Linked DNA regions of Homo sapiens: region 2 is linked to region 1. The links are chromatin contacts, found by Hi-C in ENCODE. All regions are on one chromosome and are shown on one strand. The core of a region is the stretch at or near the end of the contact, and the rest is flanking DNA. Distances in the headings are between cores, read along the strand shown. Region 1 has its middle 39 kb from the start of CARTPT. Region 2 overlaps BDP1 (BDP1 general transcription factor IIIB subunit).

Region 1 (4,569 bases), core at 785-3,284:
ACCTATAATAGTTCAGCCAGACACTGGCCATTAATTGGAAGAGCTGCATCAAGCTGTGTAGATGGGACCCGTAGACTCCCATCATGTCTCAGCTTGTACTCACTGAGCTTGTGTCATTACATACTGCCCATCCACCAGCCACTTCTTGAGTGAACGACAGAAAATTTTTGATCCTATGTCTTCTGTAGGATCTGGATGGTATCACATCTACTTCCTCAGAATGTCCTGTATCACTCAGAGAAGGAGCAGTTATTGCAGCCCCACAGTGGATCCCTGTGTGGAGGTGGGTTTGTTGCTGCCTGTGACTAGCAGCTCCTTTTCTGATGAGCTCCTTGGCTATGTCCAATTCTACCAAAGCAGCGTGAGTAGACTTTTGTCCACTGAGGGTTTTTAAAAATCTGTTGTGGAGCCCACTTCAGAAACTCTCAAGGGAACAGGCTCTGCCCCCTGTGCAGGCGGAGGTGTCCTAGACATGTTGCTGCTGGGCTCTGTGGACCTTTTTCCATCTGCTCATCATGCCCAAGGTCAGGTGGAGAGAGGCTTAAAATCATATTGAAATTTTAAAGTTGTATATCTTATGTCCAGCAATTTTACTTCTTAGAACGTACTGTGGCAAAATATTTACAGATGTGCAGCTATTCAGTGCAATATTATTTATGATAATAAAAACTAGAAACAATCAGCTGGGCCTGGTGGCTCACACCTGTAATCCCAGCCCTTTGGGAGGCTAAGGTGGGCAGATCACTTGAGGCCAGGAGTTTGAGACCAGCCTGGCCAACATGGTGAAACCCTGTCTCTACTAAAAATACAAAAATTAGCCAGGTGTGGTGGTGCTCACCTGTAATCCCAGCTACTCAGGAGGCTGAGGCAGGAGAATTGCTTGAACCTGGGAGGCAGAGGTTGCGGTGAGCTGAGATCATGCCACTGCGCTCCAGCCTGGGTGACAGAGTGAGACTCTGTAAAACAAACAAACAAACAAACAAACAAAAAACCACAAGCCAGGCACAGAAAGACAAGCTTTGCATATTCTTATTTATTTGTGGGAGCTAAAAATTAAAACAATTGTACTCATGGAGCTAGGGAGTAGGATGGTTACCAGAGACTGGGAAGAGTAGTAGGGGGAGGTGGAGGAAGTGAGGAGGGTTAATGGGTACAAAAAATAGAAAGAATGAGTAAGACCTAGTATTTTCTAGCACAACAGAGTGACTATAGTAAAAAATAATTTAATTCTACATTAAAATAACTAAAAATGTGTAATTGGATTGTTTGTAACACAAAGGATAAATGTTTGAGGAGATGGATACCTTATTTACCATGATGTGATTATTACACATTGCATGCCTGTGTCAAAATATCTCATGTACCCCATAAATATATACACCCACTATGTACCTACAAAAATTAAAAATAAAAAACAACCCAGAATAGAAACAGCCCAAATATTCATTGGCAGGGGAGCACTTTAATGTGAGCACATAGGGAATGGGTACAACAGGTGCAGAGGATGAGGCAGATCCATAGGTTCGTAAAGCTGCATGAAAAGTATCTGCAACCCACTGCCGACTGAACAACAGGAAAGTCAAGATCCATAGGAGGGGTCTGATGCCATTTCTGCAAAGTATCAACTAGTAACAACAGCAAGAGGGTAGTTGCTGCTTGGATCCACAGCAGTGTCCAGAGCCGTTCTGGAGCCATGTGCCTGCTCTGGATGCAGGGCCACCAGTTCTCAGCTGGAAAGTGAGACGATAGTGAGGAATCTGTTTAGCATGAGAGGCATTATTCTAAGGAAAGCAGCTACGGTTAAAATCTTGTGTGTGTGGAAAGGAATAAAGGTGCCCCTCTTGGGTGTGAAGAAGGCTGTGCCACAGACAGGAAGAGGACTTACTTGTAGACGTATCCCCAGAACCCCCACCCCTAAGAAACGTCATATTCACCACTTCCAGAATCACAGACTTGGCAGGGCTTAATCATTTTTATTTTAGCAGCTCTTGCTTTTAATGTCTGATTCATATGGGAAGAGCAGGGAAACAGGCCCAGTCTCTGGGGTCATGGGTCTTTAACCTCACGATGAACCTGCCGTGGAAGAAAGAGTTGTCACGTTGAACGCTGGCCTTGACGCAGTTCTGAGTAGTCCTGCTCTAAAATGCTGAGGCCAGGCACCGAAGAGACTGGTCTTCCACTGCCCTCTGCAGCAGAAAGAGAACACCGCAGTCAGGGACAGGATCTACCCAAGCCATATAGGTGTTTCAGCTGTGATTTTTTATTTTCTAAATTGACAAATAAAACTTGTATATGCTTATGGTGTATAACATGATGTCTTGATATACGTAAACATTATGGTATAGCTGAATCAAGTAGATTAACGTATGCAGTACCTCACATGCTTAGCATTTTTTTTTGTGCTGAAAACTTAAACTCTACTCTCTTAGCAAACTTCAAATATGCAATATATTATTATTAACTATAGTCAACATGATGTGCAATAGATCTCTTGAGCTTATTCCTCTTATCTAACTGAAACTTTGTGTGTCCCCAGACAGACCCCCACTTCCCTGCCCTCCAGCCCCTGGCAACCACCATTCTACTCTCTACTTCCATGAGTTCTACTTTTTGAGATTCCACATATAAATGGAACCTCTCATGCAGTATTTGTCTTTCTGGGCCTGGCTTATTCCACTTAGCATAATGTCTTTCAGGTTGATCCATGTTGTTACAAATGACAAGATTTTCTTCTTTTCAAAGCAGAATCATGTTCTATTGTGTATATATACCACATTTTCTTCACCCATTCATCCACTGGTGAACACTGAGGTTGATTCCTTAACTTGGCTATTGTAAATAGTGCTGCAATGAACATGGAAATGCAGATGTCTCTGAGACATACTGATTTCACTTCCTTTGGATGTACACCCAGTAGTGGGATTGCTGGATCATGTGGTAGTTCTATTTTTAATATTTGAGGAAGCTCAATACGGTTTTCCATGATGGTTATACTAATTTACATTCTCACCAACAGTGTACAAGGGTTCCCTTTTCATCACATTCTTACCAACACTTGTTATATTTCATATATTTGATAATAAACATTCTAACAGATGTGAGATGGTATCTCACTGTGGGTTTGATTTGCCTTTCCCTGATGATTAGTGAGTGAAGTGAGCATTGTAAAATATACCTGCTGGCCATTTGTATGTCTTTTTTTTTTTTTTTTTTTGAGAAATGTCTTCTCAGGTCCTTTGCCCATCTTTTTTTTTTAAATTTTATTATTATTATACTTTAAGTTCTAGGGTACATGTGCACAACGTGCAGGTTTGTTACATATGTATACATGTGCCATGTTGGTGTGCTGCACCCATTAACTCGTCATTTAGCATTAGGTATATCTCCTAATGCTATCCCTCCCCTCTCACCCCACCCCATAACAGTCCCTGGTGTGTGATGTTCCCCTTCCTGTGTCCATGTGTTCTCATTGTTCAATTCCCACCTATGAGTGAGAACATGAGGTGTTTGGTTTTTTGTCCTTGCGATAGTTTGCTGAGAATGATGGTTTCCAGTTTCATCCATGTCCCTGCAAAGGACATGAACTCATCATTTTTTATGGCTGCATAGTATTCCATGGTGTATATGTGCCACATTTTCTTAATCCAGTCTATCGTTGTTGGACATTTAGGTTGGTTCCAAGTCTTTGCTATTGTGAATAGTGCCGCTATAAACATACGTGTGCATGTGTCTTTATAGCAGCATGATTTATAATCCTTTGGGTATATACCCACTAATGGGATGGCTGGGTCAAATGGTATTTCTAGTTCTAGATCCCTGAGGAATCGCCACACTGACTTCCACAATGGTTGAACTAGTTTACAGTCCCACCAACAGTGTAAAAGTGTTCCTATTTCTCCACATCCTCTCCAGCACCTGTTGTTTCCTGACTTTTTAATGATCGCCATTCTAACTGGTGTGAGATGTTATCTAATTGTGGTTTTGATTTGCATTTCTCTGATGGCCAGTGATGATGAGCATTTTTTCATGTGTTTTTTGGCTGCATAAACGTCTTCTTTTGAGAAGTGTCTGTTCATGTCCTTCGCCCACTTTTTGATGGGGTTGTTTGTTTTTTTCTTGTAAATTTGTTTTAGTTCATTGTAGATTCTGGATATTAGCCCTTTGTCAGATGAGTAGGTTGCAAAAATTTTCTCCCATTCTGTAGGTTGCCTGTTCACTCTGATGGTAGTTTCTTTTGCTGTGCAGAAGCTCTTTAGTTTAATTAGATCCCATTTGTCAATTTTGGCTTTTGTTGCCATTGCTTTTGGTGTTTTAGACATGAAGTCCTTGCCCATGTCTATGTCCTGAATGGTATTGCCTAGGTTTTCTTCTAGGGTTTTTATGGTTTTAGGTCTAACGTTTAAGTCTTTAATCCATCTTGAATTGATTTTTGTATAAGGTGTAAGGAAGGGATCCAGTTTCAGCTTTCTACATATGGCTAGCCAGTTTTCCCAGCACCATTTATTAAATAGGGAATCCTTTCCCTATTTCTTGTTTTTGTCAGGTTTGTCAAAGATGAGATAGTTGTAG
Region 2 (4,569 bases), core at 527-3,026, 260 kb before region 1:
ACAGGGTCTTGCTCTATTGCCCAGGCAACAGAGTCCAGGAGTGCAATGGCAGTATTATGGCTCTCTGCAGCCTCGAAATCCTGAGCTCAAGTGATTCTCCCACATCACCCTCCCCAGTAGCTGGGACTACAGGTGTGTGCCACCAAACCCAGATAATTTTTTTTTTTTTTTGAGACGGAGTCTCACTGTCTCCCAGGCTGGAGTGCAGTGGCGTGATCTTGGCTCACTACAAGCTCTGCCTCCCAGGTTCACGCCATTCTCCTGCCTCAGCCTCCTGAGTAGCTGGGACTGCAGGTGCCCACCACCATGCCCGGCTAATTTTTTGTATTTTTAGTAGAGATGGGGTTTCACCGCGTTAGCCAGGATGGTCTCTGTCTCCTGACCTCGTGATCTGCCTGCTTTGGCCTCCCAAAGTGCTGGGATTACAGGCGTGAGCCACCGCACCCGGCCTGATTTTCTGTTTTAAGTTAGCAAAAATTTGGAATGGAGTTTCACTGTGTTCACCAGGCTGGTTTCTAACTCCTGGCCTCAAGTGATTCTCCTGCCTCAGCTTCCCAGTGTGCTGGGGTTATAGGCATGAGCCAGCTCACCTGGTCAATAAATTTCTTTATTCTTTTTCTTTCTTTATTTCTTTTTTTTTTTGAGATGGAGTCTTGCTCTGTTGCCCAGGCTGGAGTGCAGTGGCACGATCTTGGCTCACTGCAGCCTCTGCCTCCCAGGTTCAAGCAATTCTTCTGCCTCAGTCTCCCAAGTAGCTGGGATTACAGGCATCTGCCACCATGCCTGGCTAATTTTTGTATTTTTAGTAGAGACAGGGTTTCACCTTGTTGGCCAGGCTGGTCTCGAACTCCTGACCTCATGTGATCCACCTGCCTCAGCCTCCCAAAGTGCTGGGATTACAGGCGTGAGCCACCACGCCTGCCGTCTTTTTTTTTTTTTTTTGACATAGGATCTCGCCCAGTCGCCCAGGCTGGAGTGCAATGGCATGATCCTGGCTCACTGCAGCCTCTGTCTCCCAGGTTCAAGCTATTCTTGTGCCTCAGCCTCCTAAGTAGCTGGGATTGCAGGCATGCACCACCACGCCCAGCTAATTTTTGTATTTTCAGTTGAGACGAGGTTTTGTCATGTTGGCCAAGCTTGTCTTGAATTCCTGACCTCAAGTGATCCGTGTGCGTTGGCCTCTCAGAATGCTGGGATTACAGGCATGAGGGCACCATGCCTGGCCAATAACTTTATCTATGTATGCACACATTTCTATAATTTTTAACCATAATGTGTATAATGTTTAAAACCTTTTTCTTTTCTTTGTTTTGTTTTTGAGACGGAGTCTCGCCCTGTCGCCCAGGCTGTGGTGCGATGGCGTGATCTCGGCTCACCGCAACCTCTGCCTCCTGGGTTCAAGAGATTCTCCTGCCTCAGCCTTCCAAGTAGCTGAGATTACAGGCGCGCGCCTCTATGCCCAGCCAATTTTTGTATTTTTAGTAGAGACTAGGTTTCACCATATTGAGCCACCGTGCCCTGCCAAAACCTTTTTCAGCTGACCACGGTGGCACACACCTGTAATCCCAGCACTTTGTGAGGCCAAGGCTGGTGGCTTACTTTAGGCCAGGAGTTTGAAACCAGCCTGGCCAACATGGCGAAATCCCATCTCTACTAAAAATACAAAAAAATTAGCTGGGCATTGTGACACATGCTTGTAATCCCAACTACTCGGGAGTTTGAGGCAAAAGAACCACTTGTACCCGGAAGGGAAGAGGTTGCATTGAGCCAAGATTGCACCACTGCACTCCAGCCTGGGCAACAGAGCGAAACTCTGTCTCAAAAAAATAAAAAATTAAAAAAAAACCCTTTTCCTCTGAAACTATTAATTTACATTTTTTTGGGTCCAATTGATCTTTTTAATAGCTGTGTCATGTTAACATGTTATTGATTTACCTAATCAGTTCTCTACTAATGGATGTTCAGATTGTTTCTATTTTTGTTTGTTTTTTTAACTCTTGTACATTAGAAGCAAACAATTTTGTAAGTAAGGCTTTCTCAAGGAAACAAAGTATAAATTTCTAGAGACGGGTGGGATCGTTGGGTCAAATAATGTTTTAAATATTTTTGTGATTCTTGTTATGCATTGTCTTTTGTTATTTGTTATTTTTATTACTTTAAAAAATTTTCTGGTATGTCTGAGTCTCCTGAATTGTTATGCATTGTGAAACTGACAGTCATAAATAATCTATTTACATTGCTAAATGAATCTTTCTGTTTCCTTATAACTTTTCCAGAATTCTATTGTTACCATTTTTTTTAAACTAAAACACTTTTTAAGATGTTGGTTTGCTTCTTTTCCTGTTTTGTGAAATATCTTTTATCATAATCTTTATAGTACAGTTACATTATTCTAATCTTATGTTTATTGAATTGTAGAAAATTTGGAAAATACAGATTCATGTAAAAGTTAAAACAAAAATTACTTGTAATTTTTTTCTTTACCTTTTTTTCTTTGAAGTGTTGTAATCTTGTTTCTTTTTTTTTTTTTTTTTTTTTTTTTTGAGGTTTAGTTTCACTCTTGTTGCCCCAGCTGGAGTGCATGGTGTGATTTCGGCTCACAGCAACCTCCGCCTCCTGGGTTCAGGCGATTCCCCTGCCCTCAGCCTCCTGAGTGGCTGGGATTACAGGCATGCGCCACCATGCCCGGCTAATTTTTTGTATATTTAATAGAAACGGGGTTTCACCATGTTAGCCAGGCTGCTCTCGAACTTCTGACCTCAGGTGGTCCACCTGCCTCAGCCTCCGAAAGTGCTGGGATTACAGGCGTGAGCCACCATGCCCAGCCATTCCTTCTAATACTTGTAATTTCATTATTCCCTTGCAACCAATCTTTTCACATATCTCCTTACAGATTTTCTTTTACACAACTGAATCATGGTTTCAATACAGTTTTGTATCCTTTGGTAATTAACATTTCAGAAATATTTTTCTGAAATATTTAGTGTGATTCCATTTTTCTTAAAAAAAAAAAATGTACATCAGGTGTGGTGGCTCACACCTGTAAGCCCAGCCCTTTGGGAGGCTGAGGCGGGCTAATCACCTGAGCCCAGGAATTTGAAACAAGCCTGGGCAACATGGCAAGATCTGGTCTCTACAAAAAATGAAAAAATTAGCTGGGCATAGTGTGCACCTGTAGTCCCAGCTACTCAGGAGGCTGAGGTGGGAGGATCACCTGAGCCTTGGGGGTCAAGGCTGCAGTGAGCTATGATCATGTCACTGTACTCTAGCCTGGGCGACAGAGCATGACCCTGTCTCAAAAAAAAAAAAAAAATTCTCATCTGCATTTAGGATTTTTAGAAAATCTCCTCTAGTTAGAAGTACAAAAAATGAAGTTCTTATTTATTCATTTATTGAGATGGAGTCTCACTCTGTCACCCAGGCTGGAGTATAGTGGTGTGACCTCGGCTCACTGCAACCTCTACCTTTTGCGTTCAAAGAATTCTCCTGCCTTAGCCTCCCAAGTAACTGGGACTACAGGCACACGCTGCCATGCCTGGCTAATTTTTTGTATTTTAGTAGAGACAGTTTCACCATGTTCCCCAGGCTGGTCTTGAACTCCTGAGCTCAGGCAATCCGCCTGCCTTGGCCTCCCAAAGTGCTAGGATTACAGGCTTGAGCCACCGTGCCCGGCCAGTTCTGTTGTTTTAATTTCCATTTGTTTATTACAAAGTTTGAACTGTTTATTGTAAGTAGATAAATTGTAGCAAATTAAATTCACAGAACCACGTGGAAAAAGATAAAATGAATACATTGGACATTTTGAGAATGGAGACTACAGAGAGAGAGAATCCAGAAGCTGAAACTGTATCTGTGTGAGTATTCAGGAAGTAGTAAAAAAAAAAAAAAAAAAAAGTAACTCTTAGGAATGATGGTAATAATTTGTTTTCTACTTAATAAGGTCTGAATTTAATTTTCAAGCAGCATACTTTAAGTTCGTTTTCAACCATAGGTGGTTTTGAAACATTCATAATACTCTCTCTGCTTGATATTGCTTATATAAATTTTATGAGTCTATTGAGTTAGCCATTACATTTGAATGTTTACAGTATATGCCCCTGGATAATTTTATTTATACTAAGAGATTTTAAAAGGGAATATTTAACTTGAAATAGAAATCTAAAATAGAATGTGAATCTGACTGGTGGATTCTGGGCTCTTCCAGGGGTTACCATTTATACTATGATTTGGGACTAATCCCCTGGAGTTCTACATTATTCTATAGTATCCTTAGTCAGGAGTAGTATTCTATGCTTGGCAGATGTAGATTTTTCCAATTTTGTAATAAAATTCTATTTAAAAGTGCTTTTTCAAGAGGGCTTCCAGGATTATGTCTTTTTTTTTCTCTCTCTTTTTTTTTTTTTTTGAGATGGAATCTCGCTCTGTCACGTAGTGGTGCAGTCTCTGCTCACTGCAACCTCTGCCTCCCGGTTTCAAGCGATTCTTCTGCCTCAGCCTCCCAAGTAGCTGATATTGCAGGCGCCCACCACCACACCTGGCTAATTTTTGTATTTTTAGTAGAGACAGGTT

The links. Hi-C counts contacts between places; a loop is a spot of excess contacts on that map. Pooled maps may share reads with other maps.
Region 2: a map of Panc1 shows a loop between it and region 1 (5-fold over the local background). The contact joins two enhancer-like sites. A Hi-C loop is called at or near these places in 5 of 168 maps with a recorded cell type or tissue (Calu3, GM12878, HCT116 and 2 more) and 3 of 50 pooled maps.

Annotation. Positions count from the first base shown.
Region 1 is chr5:71,755,942-71,760,510 of GRCh38, forward strand. It overlaps the pseudogene LOC100422013. Among named protein-coding and RNA genes, the nearest start is that of CARTPT, 39 kb to the left of the region's middle. Within about 2 kb of position 2,035, at least 3 of the 41 ENCODE cell types and tissues checked have a DNase peak (open chromatin) inside an H3K27ac peak, as active enhancers do.
Region 2 is chr5:71,497,800-71,502,368 of GRCh38, forward strand. BDP1 (BDP1 general transcription factor IIIB subunit) reads left to right here. Exons shown (of 39, transcript NM_018429.3): 14 at 3,763-3,854. Among named protein-coding and RNA genes, the nearest start is that of BDP1, 44 kb to the left of the region's middle. Within about 2 kb of position 1,777, at least 2 of the 41 ENCODE cell types and tissues checked have a DNase peak (open chromatin) inside an H3K27ac peak, as active enhancers do.